3 separate regions of the Homo sapiens genome follow, and regions 1 and 3 are each linked to region 2. Evidence: chromatin contacts called from ENCODE Hi-C or POLR2A ChIA-PET data. All regions are on one chromosome and are shown on one strand. The core of a region is the stretch at or near the end of the contact, and the rest is flanking DNA. Distances in the headings are between cores, read along the strand shown.

What was found. Hi-C counts contacts between places; a loop is a spot of excess contacts on that map. ChIA-PET counts read pairs that join two places held with the same protein, here RNA polymerase II (POLR2A). Pooled maps may share reads with other maps.
Region 1: a loop to region 2 is called in a map with no recorded cell type, with 6 times the contacts of the local background. The contact joins two enhancer-like sites. A Hi-C loop is called at or near these places in 2 of 168 maps with a recorded cell type or tissue (kidney and pancreas), 1 of 37 single-sample maps with no recorded cell type and 2 of 50 pooled maps. POLR2A ChIA-PET finds 5 or more read pairs at or near these places in 1 of 52 experiments (WTC11).
Region 3: a map of dorsolateral prefrontal cortex shows a loop between it and region 2 (13-fold over the local background). The contact joins the promoter of DHRS7 here to the enhancer-like site in region 2. A Hi-C loop is called at or near these places in 43 of 168 maps with a recorded cell type or tissue (B cell, CD4-positive, alpha-beta memory T cell, CD8-positive, alpha-beta T cell and 33 more), 31 of 37 single-sample maps with no recorded cell type and 39 of 50 pooled maps. POLR2A ChIA-PET finds 5 or more read pairs at or near these places in 19 of 52 experiments (A549, BJ, CD4-positive, alpha-beta T cell and 14 more).

Annotation. Positions count from the first base shown.
Region 1 is chr14:60,203,047-60,207,101 of GRCh38, forward strand. No RefSeq gene overlaps it. Among named protein-coding and RNA genes, the nearest start is that of DHRS7, 40 kb to the left of the region's middle. Within about 2 kb of position 1,919, at least 2 of the 41 ENCODE cell types and tissues checked have a DNase peak (open chromatin) inside an H3K27ac peak, as active enhancers do.
Region 2 is chr14:59,962,942-59,967,343 of GRCh38, forward strand. LRRC9 (leucine rich repeat containing 9) reads left to right here. Exons shown (of 33, transcript NM_001395648.1): 11 at 3,648-3,824; 12 at 4,155-4,272. Among named protein-coding and RNA genes, the nearest start is that of LRRC9, 45 kb to the left of the region's middle. RefSeq lists an enhancer at 2,346-2,405. Within about 2 kb of position 2,275, at least 15 of the 41 ENCODE cell types and tissues checked have a DNase peak (open chromatin) inside an H3K27ac peak, as active enhancers do; they include B cell, CD4-positive, alpha-beta T cell, CD8-positive, alpha-beta T cell and 4 more, where a contact is called at or near this core.
Region 3 is chr14:60,162,476-60,166,799 of GRCh38, forward strand. DHRS7 (dehydrogenase/reductase 7) reads right to left here and starts at 2,923. Exons shown (of 7, transcript NM_016029.4): 1 at 2,702-2,923. The coding sequence starts at 2,834. RefSeq lists enhancers at 2,387-2,446, 2,637-2,686 and a silencer at 2,887-3,156.

The sequences.
Region 1 (4,055 bases), core at 669-3,168, 240 kb after region 2:
AGTATCTTTAAAGATAAGCCTTTGGCTACATTCCCAATTATTTCCCTCTGACAAATTTTAAGAAGTGGAATTACTAGTCAAAGGCTATAAGCATTTTTAAGACTTTTGACACACCACTAAAATACTCTGAAGAAATGTTGTAGCAAAATACACTCCTATTAACAGTACTTGAAAATATCCATTCCCCAAACTCTCACAAATACTGGGGATTATAATTTACTAAAAGTTGTAAATTCATTAAAAGAGATATAGTATCTCATTTTAAGGGAACTGCATTCCTTCAAATATTAATCTAACTGAAATTTCTTATTTTATTTTGGTCATTTAGTATCTTTTGGGAATTTACCTTTCATGTCCTTTACCCATTTCTCTGTTTCAGTGGGCATCATATTTTCTAACTGATTTATAAATGAGCTTTATCAAGTAATGCTCTTGACCCCATATTCAACTTTTCCCCCGTTCTTTAATTTTTTAATATACAGAATTTTAATAATTGTACATATTAAAGTCTATTTAGCTGTTTCTTTATGGCTTCTCCTTTATTTTTAAGTGAAGTCTTTCCTTTCCTTGATAGCTGATTATAGTTATCTTTATACTCTATCCTTACTTTTCATCCTTTCATATTTTTATTTTGTTTTTACATTTAACCTTTATCCGCCTGTAACTTAGTTTGGTATAAATTATAAAAAACAGATTTGATGACTTTTCCAAATGTCTCACCATTTGTCTTACTACTATTTATTGGGTGGCTCAATTTTTCTTCCCAAATTTCAAATGTCAATCTTGCTAGTACTAAATTCATGTGTGTGTTTGGGGTTGCTTTTAGAGGTTTCTATTCTGTTCCATTGTTCTGTTTACTGTTACTACAGTCTCATTTTATTTCACTGATTGTACTGATAGGTGGTATAAAAGATAGTAATGCCTGGAAATGCAAGTCTTCATTTTATCATTGTTCTTTTTAAGTTTTCCTGACTATTCTCACTGGTATGTTTAACATATTTTTTGCTGACTTGAGCATCCAACAAAATATATATGTAGCTGTGACCTATACTTTCATTTCATCAACTGCTAATTGCACAAGGGACATCTATCGGGTGTTTACTTTGTGCCAGGCTCTGTTCTAAATGTTTTATATGCATCAACTCATTCAATGCTAGCAGCAACCCTGTAAGATCGATACCTTTATTGCTCATGTTTTATGAAAGAGGAAACGCAAGCATGGAGAGGCAAGGTTAATTTGCCCAAGGTCACACAGCTGGCGTGTGGCTAAACTAGCCGTTGCATGTAAATAAGACTGCCTGCCCACTCAACCCAGGCAATCTGATTTCAGAGCTCACTGCCTCTCAAACAGTATGGCAGGGGTTAATACTATCTTGATTCTTTGCTTTAAACTGGAGATACTGTAATTTAATAATCGTTTGATATGCCAAAATGACTACAAACACTGTTCAAATCAGCGTTTTACACACATTCTATAGCAATGTAATACTTTTCCTCTTTAAAGTATTGAAGGATGAAATTTTCTTCAAATTATACAATACTACTTAAAGTGTTAAATTCCAATAAAGGAGAAAAAAAAGGCAGCAAACTATTGCCAGAAGAGCCCTGGATTGAGCAACAGGGAAACAAAAGTTCTAGTCCTTGTTGTGTTGCTAATTAGCTTCCTGCCTCCACCCCCACACGGACACATACACCCACCCAAAATATTGTCCTTATTAGTCTGTAACCCTGGCTAAATTACAATATTACAGATTCATTCCTTCAGGTTAACTCTCTTTCTGAGATGTGACTAGCCCTGGTGACGTACTACTTGTCAGAGTATTGATTATTTGCCCTGTTTTGAGATTTTAATTCCTCTTAATCAGGAACATTGCCCTGACAAGATAGGAGTTGTCATGGTTCAACAGGGAGCCAGGAATAGAAAGCAATGTTATTCTGGAGGCTGAAAGGCTGTGAGAGGTATGTGTGGTGAGGGACCACAGCTGACAGAAACAGGCTATGGGGAGTAGCTTGGGTATCTCAGGTGACAGAGAGTGGTGAGAGGGGAAGCTGAGAGGAGGAAGATGGTCCTGTGGAGGGAATGTGGGTAGAGCCTCCTCTACTTGAAGTTTTCCCAGCGCTGGTGCTGGGCGCAGCCAAGGATTCTAAAAGAAGGCCTTCCTCTGGGGATCAGGAAGGGAGAGGGAATATGAAAAGAGTCTGCCCTCTTGACATTGACCCAGAGTCTCCACGAGTCATTGGAAAAGATGCATGAGAAGCTGCATCTAAGGGCATGCAAACATATACACACAACACCATAAAAGGAGAAAGCTTTTTAGGCTTTCTTCAACTCATCAGGCTTGTGAATTTCTTTAATAAAAATCTCGGAACATCATGGCTCTACCAAACCTTTGCCTATTCGTCATTGCCACAGTGATACTGACTTTTGAATTCCAGTACCAGGGGAAAAAGATGTGTGTGTGGTGGGGGGAGGAGGGAAATAGTATCACCTTTTATGTAAATTCTTACTTGCTCATACAAATACTTTCTTTTTTTTTGTTTTATGGGGGTGTGGGTGGAAAAGTTTCAGTGTTTTTGCTGATTATAGAAGCAGTGAATGCTTACTCTAAAAAAAAAAATCAATGACACAAAGAAGAGAAATTCTGTCACCCTACCACATTGTAGTGTGTCTCTTCCAGATTTTTTTTCAAATTGGATCACACTGTTCTGCAATTGGCATTTTAACTTAACATATACAATAACTGTAGCATTCCATCTCATCTATTACTGTCCATAGTATTCCATTATATGTATGTACCATAATTTATTCAACAAACCAAGCTGATAAACATTTAGGTCATGATAATTTTTTATTATATATCATCCTTGTATTAATTGTTCCCAATGTATCATAATTTCCTAAGGGAAGAGGAACTAAATGACACATGTATAAAATTTTACTATACATTTTCCTATTTCTACAGTTTGTTTATATCTTTTTTCATGTCTTTTGCTGGTATCCAGCTCTTTTGTAGAAACCTCTTAAATTTGTCCTTTGTTCTTTGTTCCACTTCACAATTGGTAGAACACGGGTCAATAGGGAGCTCAAAGGTTCTCAAATTTGGGGCATCGTGTAATCTTTAGATCTTAAAGAAATCTTTCTAGGAGTAGCAGACATCAAGCTACTGGCAAATGAAAATTCTATGTGAAAAGACTACCTCAACAAAGGAGTGAAGTTCTATGTCCTCGGTGTTCTGTCATATAATTACATTTTCATTATGATTGTTCTGGTAAAAATGAGTCAGGGAGAAAAGTGTACCGTTTTAGGCTTGATTACCTAGGATCACATGAGAGTACCTGGGAAGGAGTTGCTGAGACCAATGACTACCCTTTGAACCAAACAATATATATGAAGATCAAAGTTTGGGTGTAATCTCTTCCGGGGCCACTTGGCTGCATTTTTCTTCCTCAGCACATATTGTTCCCTGCCAGAATTAATACATGAGAGCTGAGATTATAAGAAGCCCAACCAAGACCACGTGCATGACATCAGGGCAGATCTATTGGCACCAGTCAAAGAGCAGAGCACAACGTCCGAGCAGATTAGAACACATTACACTTAGTTCGTAGACTGCAGGCTGCACTGAGAATCGGGCCATAGTGACTATTGGAAGATCAATAGGAGAAGAAATAAAAAGAAAGAAAGAAATAGAAAATGTGCCGAGTCAGGGCAGGAGGGTCTTTCAAATCTCCCAAACTGGGGTCATGGTCATCCATGACAAGGTTGGGGTGTCGCTGCTGAAGAAAGCACAAATTCAACTGATGGGAACTCAATAAAATACGTGCCCAGCATCGACTGAGTCTTTTCTCTTCCTCAGCTGACCTTGTGCTTATATTCTGTGGACTTTCCACAGAATTCCTGTCAGGGACTTTCTTAAACCTCCTCCAACCCCCATTGACGCTCCAAATCTGCGCATCTTTGTGTTCTTGTTCTCTCTCTCTCTCTCCCCTTCCCCTGTTTCTCTTTTCTCTTGCTTCTTCCCTTTCCTTCCTTCATTCCCCTCATCCCAGTTGCT
Region 2 (4,402 bases), core at 1,025-3,524:
TATATGTTAGCAGAATTTAAAGTACTGTTTTTTAGTTTTAGCATACTGCAAGCTTGGCTACTTTTCCTCTGATCTTTTATGTATGTTAAGAAATAACTACTAAGTGCTTTAAATTGCTATGCTACATTTCTAGTTGTTTTATTTAAACACTGACTTCTCCTATTAATATTTTTAAGGCTAAGGATTCAGTATTTAAATAAAAAGTATTTCAGTAGAACTAGGACTGAAAGATTTTCTGTTAAAATTATCTTTATGTCTTTAACAACAACAAAACACTGCATGTTTCTAATTGTATGTCATTATCTCTTAGCTTCATTTCTTTTATGAAATAAAATTATTATATTTTCCAGTTTACAAAAATCTTATTTTATAGAGACATGCTAGTTGAGTGGATTGTTGCTACTATACCTTTATTATTATAGATTTGTATTATTTACCGATGTGTTGCCAATTGAGTTACCCATTGACATCATACAACATTTATCAAGTAGGGACTTCAAAGCATAAAAGATGCTGTCCTTGTGCCTGAGAAGCTGTCAGCCTGGTCATAGATACAGTGTATTTACAACTAAAAAAAAAAAAACACCTTTAAAATACGACAAAACAATATATAAGTGACTCTGTAAGTTCCTTTGGGGAAGATATGATGTTTTGTGTCTTATAAGACATAACATCTAGCATGGGACTGGATTAATAGCCCAGTACATATTTACTAGTTGAAGCTTCCATATCACTTTATAGATACACAACAGTTTTGCTTTGGTGTATATAATGACTTTCAGTAATTAATCTGCCTCTTTATAAAGATTTCATGCTATACTATCTCAAGGAGCTACATAAGCAGAAACTTTCTGTTTTACAGGGCTTTGAAACTGTTGATTTAAGTCAGTAAGCCTGTAAAAGTATTTATTAAACCTTTATATAGGATTATAAAGTATATTTTAATAGATTACATTAAGCTTCAAACATTTAAAAACGTGTGTAGCCTACATTTGCTAAATGAGCACATTATTGTATATTAACAAAATGTGTAGGCATCTTTCTGTGTAACTGAATATATTAGTCATTGATATATATCATTGTGAATGTTTATACCTTCAAGTACCACTGAATGAATGAGGGTAAGGTACACAGTTCAGCTGACTCTAAAGGATTTGAACAGGAGTTATGATTAGTTTAGAGACCATACAGTGGAGAATATTGAATCCTCTACTGTAGGTGAAGAGTCTGAATGTAATTTGGAAGGTAACAAATGGCTGCAAAGGCTTTTGTTTTGTTTTATTGGCAGACTCTTCACCTACAGTAAAGGATCAGTGTTCTCCACTGTATAGTTTTAGACTATCATAACTTCTGTTCAACTCTTTTAAAGTCAGCTGAACTGTGTACCGCACTGCTCTTGAAGCAAACGCAGTACTCCACCACATAAGTGGTTTTGTTTGTTCTGTTTCCTTCACCCAGAATGCTTTTGCATACCTCACACTTACTTCATCATTGCTCAGCTGCTGAATTCCTGGGCAACATAAAATCTCCATGAAAAAATCACACTTCATAGCTCCTGCCTTCCTGGGGAACCAGCCTAGGAGCTAGGTATTGTTTATTCATTCCTTCCACCCATTCATGAGACGCCTCAAGCCCAATATCCCCTATATAGCAAAAACTTTATCTAAAACGCCTACAGCCCTAGTTTCTATCAGAGTGCAGAAAGCTTCCAGGACATGTTACTTAGGGGAAATTTGACAGATTTAGGCCCAGCAAATGATCCCTCTATAGGAGGGGCAGTAGCTTCCCCACCTCAGATGCTAATGTGGCTGTTTTGTAGGTACTCTAAACTGGTTAGCAGGCATCATGCTTGATTGCAACACTATTCATATCTGTCTCCTCTACCAGACTGCGAGCTCCTCTGGGATTAGTTTGGTTTAGGCAGCTCTCCTTTCAACTCTAAGGGAGAAGTAATTTATAAGATCCTGGCTGCATTGATTAAGTATTTGCTTGTGAGAAATATAGATGCCCTAAGTTAGGAGCTCAGCTATTAGGCTCAAGGAGAGACTACCCATCAGGAAGCTCACCTCTGTGACCTTAGCTCACACCCATTTCAGACCCTGGTTGATTATGTAGGTGAGGACCTAGATCTTTCATTAAAGGCAAATGTATTCCTTATAAGACCATTTACTTCCTTCTCAAAATGATCCGTTTTTCAATCTCATCTTAATCTAGGTTCTGTGCTAGACAGGACCGGAATTTTATGCGTATGGCCAGGTGAGGGCAGCAGAGAGCAAACAAGCACTTCAGTGTTATTTTCACACAGCTGGCCCCTGCTCCTCCTCCTCCAATTTTCAGATCAAATATCTTAACGTCTCTGAAAGGTCGTCCCCAAGGCCCTATCTTAAGTAGGTCCCCTTTGCATTCCTTACCCCAAGCTTCTCTTCAGAGCCTTTTTCAGTTTAGAAATTTTATTTCTGGCTTTACTTGTTTAGGCTTCATTAGAGCAGACAATGCCTCTTTCACATCCGTATTCATTGTCAGGAAGTTATTTCAGTAGTCCAATGAGAGATCGTGGTGATTTGGATTAGGATGGTAACAGTGGTGATGATGAAACACGATCACATTCAGGATGGATTTTAGATGTAGAGCCAGGCGGACTTGCTAAAGAATTAGATACTGGGGCCGGGCGCGGTGGCTCACGCCTGTAATCCCAGCACTGGGAGGCCGAGGTGGGCGGATCACGAGGTCAGGAGATTGAGACCATCCTGGCTAACACGGTGAAACCCCGTCTGTATTAAAAACACAAAAAATTAGCCGGGCGTGATGGCGGGCGCCTGTAGTCCCAGCTACTCGGGAAGCTGAGGCAGGAGAATGGCGTGAACCCGGGAGGCGGAGATTGCAGTGAGTGGAGATGGCGCCCCTGCACTCTAGCCTGGGCGACAGAGCGAGACTCCGCCTCAAAAAAAAAAAAAAAAAAAAAAAAAAAAAAAAAAAAAAGATACTGGTGAGGAAGAAAGGAGAGGATTATTCCTACGGTTTTGACTTAAGCTATCAGTTAAATGGTGGTGCCATATACTGAGATGGAAAATACTCAGAGGAGCAGGTTTGGGGTGCAGTGTTAGTTATGTTAGGTTGGAGTCACCTGTTTAACATGCAGATGGACATACCAAGTAGGTAGTTGGATATTCAAGTCTGGGTATAACCAGCTAAGTTGAGTAGAGATCAAGACTAGAAATAAAATGTTGTAATTTATCAGGATGTATATAAAGCCAAGGAACCACGTGAAATCATCTAGGGAGAGTGTTCGTGGAAGCAAGAGGAAGGCCAAAGGCTGATCCCTGGGCAGTTCAACATCTAAAAGTCTGTCTGAGAAGACCCAGCAAGAAAACTATGAAAGAGCAGCCAATAAGAGGAAGGCGTATGAAGTTTCCCTGAAGCTAAGAAAGTGTTTCAGAAAGTGAAGATTGCTCAACCAACCTGTCTTCCAGGCAGAACAAATGTGCAATAAATGAATAAATAAACGGAGCCACTATATGATTACTGTATCTTTAGCAAAAGACACAAAATATGAGCTATAACTTTTATCACGTAGTTTTCTGTTCTTAAACATTTTAAGGAAAATCTATTATTTTCTTCATGTATATTCTGTATGTATTCCCACATAGGTTTAATTTCTGCTATGAATTAATTCTGTCACGTTTTTGTGCCTGGGACTTCAGAACATACGGTATTACAGGAGTAAAAGTAAAACGCATCATTAAAGTTAACAACCGTATTCTGAGACTAAAATTCGAAGAGAAATTTCAAAAGTTTTTGGAGAATGAAGATATGCATGATTCAGAGTAAGAAGCTGAATTCTTTATGGAACAACTTTACAAAAGTGTGACTGTATTTGTAAAATTTCTATTTTAAAAGTTTACAGCATTAAAAATATACATATACCTTGTTAGTAAATGTTTCCTTTTTATGCATCTCCCATGGCCAGGATGACCTCATAATTTATCCACATTGAGCCTGTTTTTGAGGTTGAAGGCAGGGGAGCTATTAATAATGACACTAGAACATTGCATGTCAATGACAAATATCCCTGGCAGGACATATGGTTATCTTATCTATGGCTAAGCTTTTGTGAAATCAATCCTCAAACTTTTTCTGTTTCAATTATTCTTAAGGAGCTACCGAAGGATGCTGGAATGCCTTTTTTATGTTTTTGATCCTGAAGTTTCAGTGAAGAAAAAGCATCTTCTACAAATACTTGAAAAAGGATTCAAAGACAGTGAAACAAGCAAGGTAGCATAAAATGTCATTTAGAATAATGCTTTCTTCCTAGCAAGTGGAGCTCTGCCGCTGGTTAAGCATGATTTCCCAATCCTTTTATCCATATTTATAGTAAATTTCTACTGCTGTTTCACAAAAAGCT
Region 3 (4,324 bases), core at 1,673-4,172, 200 kb after region 2:
AGAGAAGCACACTAGGTAGCTAGGGCACAAGGGTCAGAGAAAGCTCTTTACTTTTTACTATATATCTTTTTGTATTTTTACTTTTGTATTATGTGAGTGTGCTATTTTTTTAAGTGACAAAAAATAATAAACCTACAGAGAAGTCAAGAAGGATTTTTTTTTCTTTTTTCATCTTGATAGAGTCTGCCCATCTCTCCAGTCTGAGCTGTTTTGGGAATCTGAGTCTATTTCAATTTTCCTTTAATCTTTTCTTCTTTCTCACTCCCTACCTCCACCAGGAGTCTTTTTAGACTTTTTTTTCCCCTAAAACTCTCCTGTGAAATGTTAATTCCACAGATATACTGTATATCATTTATGTACTGTACATATATCTGTGCTTTATACATAAAAGGAGTTCTATAAAGTTTACTCCTGCCAGGCGCAGTGGCTAATGCCTGTAATCCCAACACTTTGGGAGGCAGAGCGGGGTGGATCACCTGAGGTCAGGGGTTTGAGACTAGCCTGGCCAACATGGCGAAACCCCAGGTCTACTAAAAATACAAAACTTACCCATGCGTGGTGGCACGCACCTGTAATCCCAGCTACTAGGGAGGCTGAAGCAGGAGAATCACTTGAACCCAGGAGATAGAGGTTGCAGTGAGCCAAGATCATACCACTGCACTCCAGCCTGGCCAACAGAGCGAGACTCTGTCTCAAAAAAAAAAAGAAAAAGAAAAAAAGCTTACTCCTTAGTTAATAAGCATATGACTAAATAAGCATATGACTAAATTTTAAAATTAAGTTAAATGTTAAATTAAAATTTAAAAGTTATTAACTTCTAACTTTATAACTGTATTTGCTGAAAAACATTTTTATGGTTTTTGAGACAGTGTCTCACTATGCTGCCCAGGCTGGTCTTGAACTCCTGGGCTCAAATGACCCTCCTACCTTAGCCTCCAGAGTAGTTGGGATTGCAGGTACATGCCACCACGCCAGATTTTTGCTGAATAACTTTTATGTAACTTACTTAGATAAATAGCAATTTATCAAACTACATGTGCAAATTTGCAAATTATATAACTACATAATGATAACAATGTAATTAAATTTAAAATCCTTCAAACTGTTCTTTTCCGACAAAACACAACTGAAAATATTAAATGAATTTCTTAAAATTTTCAATGATCTTAACTTTTAACTTTTCCTTAATATGAGAAAATAACTTTTAACTTAGTAGCTTAGAGATATTCATTCAGATGTTGTCAATAATTTTGCTTTTTAGCACTTGACATAATTTGATGGGTTGAATATTTTTTGTAGGATTAAATAATAAAATATAATCTATTTTCGTTTAATTCTCCAAGTCCAAGTGAACACAAAAGCACTAAAGATCAAACACAAACAACGTCTGCAAGGCAGCCAATGGCAGCCAATAGGCACACATATTCCCCCGCTGAGGTGGAACAATCGATCAAGAGAAAGCCCTTGGTTAATGAAGTTGTGCAGTATTTGGGATTCCTGCTTTAAAAGGAGAAAGCCCAATCACTTGCCATAGTTTTGTAGCACTGCTGTGGCGTCCATGTTGTGTATTTTTCGTGAACTCAATGTCAGTGCTGCACATGCTATACCCAAGAAAACCCAACCAGAAAAATGAAATACTAAGGAATAATATTTTCTCGGGTGGGGTTAAGCTTTGGAGGGGCACAAACCACTGTATTACCAGATTTTTTTTTTTTTTTTTTTTTGTCCACAGGAACCAATTCTCACCTTGGGATCAATATCACCCCCCTCAACGCCCAACCCATAACGCCCCCCCCAAACATAGTCTATCTTTCGAGCTACTATCTCTTCCAAGCAAACTTTGTAACATGCTTTGAGTATTTTTATACCAGAAACTTGGTCCAGGGAAACCCCATTTCCCCAAGTCCTTAAGGATCCAAAGCCTAGCTTTCGGTAGGTCATTTAATTTCTCTGAACATCAGTTTCCCTATCTGGAAAATAAGATTAATAATGCCTACCTTGTAAGAGTTGTTGTAAAAGTTAAATGTTATGTGTGTAAAGCGCTGAGCCAACATACAGCAAATGTACACGATGTCAAATATTAAGCAAGACACAGATAAAGTGAGATAGGCAGTATGCCAATAATGATCTCGCTCCAGCAAACTGCCATTTTTAGTTCTTTCTAGTGTTTGACTAGAATGAGTAAGTAGGTGAAGGACTTCGGATTATCTCAGATTTTATTTCAAAACTGCAGGAGTGGGAAGTGGAGGACAGACTACTTCAGGTAGTAGAACGACCGGGCTTCCGGTACTTACAAAGGAGTTTCCCTTACAAACGCAGGGGGACGCTCACTGTTTCTCAAAGTATCGTCCTCTGAGACAACACCAGAATCCCTTGAGTCCTGCGTAAGATGTCAGAGTCCTCAGGAGCACCGCCGACTCCAGTGCTCTCTTAACAGTTTGGCACTCCCTGGAGAGGTTTCCTAGCCTGAATGGCAAGTCCATGCCATCTTCCGACCAGTACAGAAGACAAAGGGGCTTTTTAGCCCTCGCCTCTTCCTCCCCAACCCGCAGCCCCTGCGTAAGGGGCAGCCGGGCCTTCGGGAAGCTCCACGCAACCCACAAAGGACCCGGGATCACTGCAGAACCCCCGGAGACCCGGACACGCCTCGGCAGCTCCGAGCCCGGCCTCCCACTCGGGAGAGGCTTTGGCCGGTCCTCACCTGGGCGTCGTCCCTGCCACTCGGCCCATAGTAGCGTCAGGTCGCCGTCAGCCCTCAGGAAGCGCAGCAGCTGCACCAAGAGCAGGAGCAGCGCGCACAGCACCAGCAGCCACAGCAGCAGCTCCCAGTTCATTGCGGCCGCGCACGCCCAGCTCGGGGGGAAGAAGACGGCCCGCACCAGAGTCGCGTCGCTGCCCTGCGGGATCGCAGCGCCACCCCTTCGGCCAGCCCAGAGCCGCACTGCCCCGGCTCCGCCCAGGGAGCAGGCCGGGAGGAGGAGCGGCTCGGGCGCGCCGGGCTCAGCACTCGCGGCCCCACTCGCGGTCCTTGGGCGGCCCGCGCCCTCATGCGGCACACCCGGCGGGGCCGGCAGATTGCTTGAATTCAAGTGTCCGAGACCAGCCTGGGCAACATGAGGAAACCCTGTGTCTACCAAAAATAAATAAATAAAATTCCAGTATTTTTAAAGAAGCTGATTCAAACATAAGCTACATATTATACTACGTTATTTCCTCTCTGTACAGGGACACTATCAACGGCCAGGAGACAGATAGAATCATTCTTGCTTGGCCCCTCTTCTCCATTCCTATTCAGAAAGAACATCCCCTTTTCAAGCTTCAGTATCTTTTCATGAGGTCGAGAAAGTGCTGAAGAAAGACTGTGGCTATCACTCAAGACCCCACAAGCCAAGGCAATGGTCCCTCCATGGGGACAAGGTCCTTTTACAATTAGAGAAAAAAAGACTGAAGCCATGTGCTGTGTTGGCACCTTACAACCTGATTCTGACCACACACAAATTTACTCTGGTGTCTGTTTGGCAACCAAAGCCTAGGTTGGTACCAAATCCTCCCCTTACCCAAGCCATTATTCACATCCTAATGTAAACAGCAAATAAAAACAGAGAATGTAATGAAAACACCAAGGTCTTGCCTACTCTAATACACAAAAGAGTAAAATACTGTTTTTGATTAATTTCCGTTTGAAATGACCTTCAAAACATTTAATTGCTTCCCACTAAATACCTACATGTATTTGAGGCATCAATAGTAGCATCTTTCTTGTTTTCAAGCATTTGAAAGCAAGAGGGTTTTCCATTCACAAGCCTCAGAGGGACCCAGTTAGAGTGCATAGAAACTAGGCCATGTATGAGAACGACCTGTGGCCAAATGGAGAAAGTTCTGGGCGTTGATGCAGTAGAACTTTCATCCTCTTCATTTCCTAGAGTACTTTGTGTGCTCTGATGTCAAAGGCTCTTCCTTGGCTGAAACTAAATATGACTTTAAAACAGTCATGGAAATAAAAGAAGCAGTGACTTCCCTCCCCAGTGTTGTTTTCTTTTTCTAGTCTTGCCTGCCAAACTTTTGTTTTTCTTTAAATGTTTTGAAGAATGTTACTTGCAGTAATCAAATTTCCTTAAATAGCTCTTCCTTCTCTTTTTAAATCCTATTATAAACCCCCTACCTGCCTCCCCACCCTCATCCTTCTCTAAAAAGCTTTTTGGGGTTATCTGGACTCAGAGTCATCTTTCCCTAATCTCACCTCTTTTCACAATTACTTCTGAACTATATCTGAAATTGTTTTTTAATTATTTTCAGGGTTAATATAGTATTGTTCCAATGGAAC